2 separate regions of the Homo sapiens genome follow, and region 2 is linked to region 1. The links are chromatin loops, found by intact Hi-C in ENCODE. Cell type or tissue: GM12878. All regions are shown on one strand.

Region 1 (2,500 bases):
ATCATGAGGTCAGGAGATTGAGACCATCCTGGCCAACATGGTGAAACCCCATGTCTACTAAAAATACAAAAATTAGCTGGACGTGGTGGCGCGTGCCTGTAAACCCAGCTACTTGGGAGGCTGAAGCGGGAGAATTGTGTGAACCAGGGAGTCGCAGGTTGCAGTGAGCTGAGATCGCACCATTGCACTCCAGCCTGTGACACAGAGAGACTCAAACAAGACAAAACAAAACAGACCCAGTGTACATGGTACTTACGGTGACATCTCTGCACTTTATTTCAAGAAGTCCAGGCAGAGGTCCTAAAGTATTGAATTGAGGAAGAAAAGCCATTGCTTCCCAAAGGGTGCTGCTGCACATGGGTGGGAGGCGGCTAAATCCCTGGCACATGCATTTGTGTCTACAGGGGCATTGTGACCTCAGCCCTGGACTGGCCCAGCTAGAACCTGGAAAAATGCCCTTTGGTTTATTAGCTGCTAGACTCACTCCAGTGGTGGGCAGCTGGGCGAAAGGCCCTGAAAGTTGCTCTTTTCTCAAAATTCAGCCTCATGTAAATTTACCCTGTGACCTGCCATGGGGGATTAGGATGGGCTGGCCAGGCCAGGCTAGGTGGCCTGATTTTCCCATTCAGCTTCTGACCTGGTCTTCTGAAAGTCAGACTCTGGCCCTCTTCATTAGCCAGCCCAAGTCCTTGCCCCTGGGAATGCAGGGTGGCTGGCTGTGTAGGTGTTGATCATCATTAGCGATAATTAGAGGGCAGAGCTCAGGGAACAAGTTATGACACCTGCAAACTAGGTTAGCTGGATTGCAGTTTGAAAGTGCATTTTTTGGCCCTCCTTTAGTGGCATCCTTGAAACTATGAGTTTCTTCAGAGTCCTGACTCTCCATTATTCATTTGATCTGCAGGATCTGGCACATCTCCCAGCCGTAGTAGAGTTTATAAGCTCAATTGTCAGCCACCTTGTAAGATCGAAGAGTATCGGCCTATGTGACCTGTAGCCAGAAGAGGGAGCTCTTTGCCTATCCTTAGCAGGGGCAGTGGCCTGATTCACACTAATGGGACTGGTGCATCTGCAAAACTTCCCCAAGGTGATAGTCTCAGATGTGGCCTCCTGCTCATTATTTTATTGCTGGTTCTTAATCTGGCCCATCTTAAACCAAAGTAATAGGATAACTATGAATAAACTAAATGTTGAAGTAGCATTTAAAGAGTAGCATTAGACACTAATTAATGGAGGGTAGCCCTTGATTATTTTTATTTTGGAAATGGGAAAAAATGTTCTAGGAAGATGAAAATTCCCTTTCCTTAGGTCCCATTACTGAGAGTTACAGGGCTTGGTTATCTTGCCCTAGGGGCCTCTGGAAATGGGACAGAAAAGTTTCTCACTTTGGGGACAAACCAGGGAAGCCTGATTTGTTGCTGATACACAGGGTGGTCTCTGTCAACGTTCAGAAGTTCTGGACCCAGCCAATGGTAGGAAACTTTGGCTGTGCCTTAAACATTTTCATAGGTCAAATAAAGAATTGGTTAAACTAAATATCCCTGGCACACCTTTGTGGGGGCAATGCTGAGAACATGAAGAAGGAATGTGTGTGGAGAAAAGGGGAGGCTTCCCTGGCTTGCCTTAAGGGATGAAGGCTGGGGTTGGGACAGATGGTGGGTCAAGCCTGGGATCTTCTCAGCATCTTGACTGGAGATGGGCACCTCTACCTCTACCTCTGATGGCCTCTCCCAGTGGATTCCTAGAGGATAGGTACTAGGTGGAAGGAGGAGGTTAGGATCACCTCAACTTTTTGTGATGAATCTATGGAAGAGGATTCTTATAGGACAGTATGTTCTTCCAGGACAGAACATTCTTTGCTATTTTGTACTGGAAGAACATGCAAAACTAAAAAAAAAAAAAGTTATTGCTTAAATTCATTTCTTGAGTTGCAGTATGATGCTGTTTATGTTTTAATGTCTTCCATTGCCTTTCAGTGGTGAAAATGCCACAGTAACGTATGACCTGCAATTTGGGGTTCCATCAGATGATGAAAATTTTATGAAGTATATGATGAGTGAGGAGTTGGTGCTGGGCATTTTGCTACAGGATTTCCGTGATCAGAATATACCTGGTTGTGAGAGTCTGGGGCTTGATCCAACATCCCTCTTGCTCTATGGTAAGTAGAGCAAGTAAAGAAGTCAGAGTTGTGACAATAAACAGGTGAACCAGATTGGGGTCAAATTGGCTTGGTTCGATTTGGCAACTGTGGTGACTTGGTACTGTGTCAGACTATTCATTTATTCACTCATCCCCTCAGCAGATGGTGTTGCTGTGAGGTGATGTTCCCCTCTCTGTGGAGGCTACACAGTCCGTGCCCTCCATAATTAGACAGTGTAGTTGGGGAGCAATTATGGAAAAGATAATTCAACTATAAAGATGAACATTGCTACATGTTTCCTCATGCAGTTCACCCACATTCTAAGCCCTGTATCCTACTTTACAACATGATTAGCAACCT
Region 2 (2,500 bases), 870 kb after region 1:
TCCTACTGCTAGCCAAGTGGTAACATGCCAATTTCACAGAGGTAAAAAGAACAATACCGAATAGTCTAAAGAATTTCAAGGGACTCAAACTCTACAGCACTCCACTCTTGTCTTTACTTCCTCTCTGCTCCCTTGTACAATAACTACAGATCTGAATCTAATGAATTACCACAGAAATGCTATAATTCAACATACAGTTGCATAAAAAGACTGCTTTCCTGGGCATATTCCATTTTCTATTTTCCAATTTACCTCTCTGTAACCTTCATTGACCCATGCTCTCAAGACTCATCTGAAATCCTGTATCTTCCTCCATGGACAATCATTAAATAGACTAAACAGTAACTTAAAAGAGCCTCAAAAAATGCATACTTCTATTTTTATACCTACTATTATATTGATTTTTCTTGAAAATTTTTACTCCTAATATATGGTTGATCTACGTCAATGTATAAAAAGTCTTCTTAAAAAGTTAGAAAAAATATATCATATTGGAATTAATGATTATTTTTTATTATAATTTTACAGATTATACAAAAAGGAAAATTGAGAAATAGATGTTTGAAAATCAAATGTGTGCAGTATCAAAATAAGCAAAATCAGAGTAGAGAAATTAGTAATCACATTTTATATTTAGCTAAATATCAACTGTAAATCTCACTGGTCAGATCCATAGCAAGTATTTGTCAAGCCCTAAGCTTAACACCCTGATCTTGTTCTAAGCAGTTTATAAATATTACCTAATTTAATTATCTCAACAATCCTATATAGTAAATACCACTTACCATTGAGGAAACTCAAAGCAGAGAGGTTATGTAAATTGTCAAAAGCCACACAGCTGATAAGTGATAGAAACAGGATTCAAGCCCAAGAAATCTCACTCCAAAGTCTACTTCTTAAACTATGTGGCTAATTAGTCTCTGCTTTACTATCTACTTTTTTGAAGGTGGTAACTCTGTTTTGTCTCCAATACATCTCCCAGGTTCCTAACCCCTACTGACTCTATTTATGTACTAATTCACTCTTTCTTCCTTACCTGCTCAAAATTGGTCTGTTTTGTTTAAATAAATAAGCAAACCCTGTGCTGTTTCTAATCATCTATTTGCATTAAGATTACTCTCTGCTGCCCCCTGGAGATAATTTGGTGAAATCAATGCTAAGATTTTTGTAAATTTATCTAGCAAATTCAAAAATAGCTTCACATTAAGATTTTGATCACAAAGTATGCTAACATGCCTAAATGTTATACATTTAATTTACATCTTTTGGAAACTGCTGCAACATAACAAATGACTACCTGATGGATAGTACAGATATTATACCTTGAAGAAATGTTGCTGAAAAAAACAAAAATGAATCTTTTGAGTTGCCAGGATGGTTTAATAAAACAACAGTGCTGCCAGGCATGGTGGCTCATGCCTGTAATCCCAACATTTTGGGAAGCTGAGGCAGGAGGATCACTTGAGCTCAGGAGTTTGAGACGAGCCTGGGCAACATAGTGAGAGCCCATCTCTATAAAATTTAAAAATTGTTTTAAAAGCAGCAGTGTAAAGAAATGGATAAATGGATGGATGGATGGATGGATGGATGGATGGATGGATGGATGGATAGAAGATAGATTCCCTATCTCATTGCATGAAAATTTGCAAAGATTGCCACCTTTGGGTACCCTGGAATGCAAACTCCAAGACGGAGTTTAATGTGAAGAATTGTTATTATATTAAGGAGTAACCTCAGATCATCACTTGGGGATAAGAAGGAACAGAAACTGATGTGGGTATAGGGAATCACACTATATGGTAGGCCCACACCAGAATCAGCTAGCCCTATGGGGAGCTATAGAGCTGAAACTGCCCCTTAGAGTTGTCCTCTGTTGTCCTGAAATGGGCAGATCTTTACACTTCTGCATCTATGAGTCATTTGTTATAGCCACGGGAAAGACCATGACCTTGGGTAAGGAAATCCATGAAGAGGCCAATCCCTGAACTGTGGAAAACACTGTCAACACTGGAGCAACAAAGTCCTTCAATGAAGGGGGTTGATGGTACCCCACAGTGTTTGTCTGCCAATTGAATAAATGTTGGAAAATAATCCACTCTAAATCTAGTCTCAAATGCAATGATATTCCACTCAGCCAATTGTCTTTCATTCCCAAGAAACCAAATTAATGGAAAATCTTGTCAAAAATATAACCTTGAAGTAGCTCTGCATTAAGATATTTTCTCCCTGAGGCAGTCAGGTAATTTTCATCTGTAAGTGTCAACTGAGAAATCCAGAAGATATGGAAATAAATTTTTTAAAGGAAAAGCCCAATCATATACCTTGGCTAAAAACTAACATCAAGGCAAAGCATGCTGAAGAGAGACAAGTATCATCTGATCTCCAGAACACCCTAATATTAAAGTCAAGAAGAGCAGAACATTTTAAAAAGAAATAGTCTAGACTGAGCCAAGTGGGTTTACCTTAAATGTCTCAGACAATATTAATTGATAAGCAAATT

The links. Hi-C counts contacts between places; a loop is a spot of excess contacts. Peaks named below come from ENCODE experiments on the same cell type or tissue, not always from the same donor. Only the 100,000 strongest peaks of a DNase experiment are listed, where the experiment ranks them.
Region 2: it touches region 1 in a loop (3-fold over the local background); 3 of 110 quality-filtered maps call a loop at or near these places.

What each region holds. Positions count from the first base shown.
Region 1 is chr3:112,110,988-112,113,487 of GRCh38, forward strand. It overlaps C3orf52 (chromosome 3 open reading frame 52), which reads left to right. Exons shown (of 6, transcript NM_024616.3): 5 at 1,977-2,158. It overlaps MIR567 (microRNA 567), which reads left to right and starts at 1,814; the gene lies at 1,814-1,911. In GM12878, a CTCF peak has its summit at 1,009 (motif pointing right); a DNase peak (open chromatin) is centred at 1,064; H3K27ac peaks cover 1,411 bases.
Region 2 is chr3:112,978,317-112,980,816 of GRCh38, forward strand. No RefSeq gene overlaps it. Among named protein-coding and RNA genes, the nearest start is that of CD200R1, 4.5 kb to the left of the region's middle. In GM12878, a CTCF peak has its summit at 1,124 (motif pointing left); no DNase peak of the experiment used is centred here.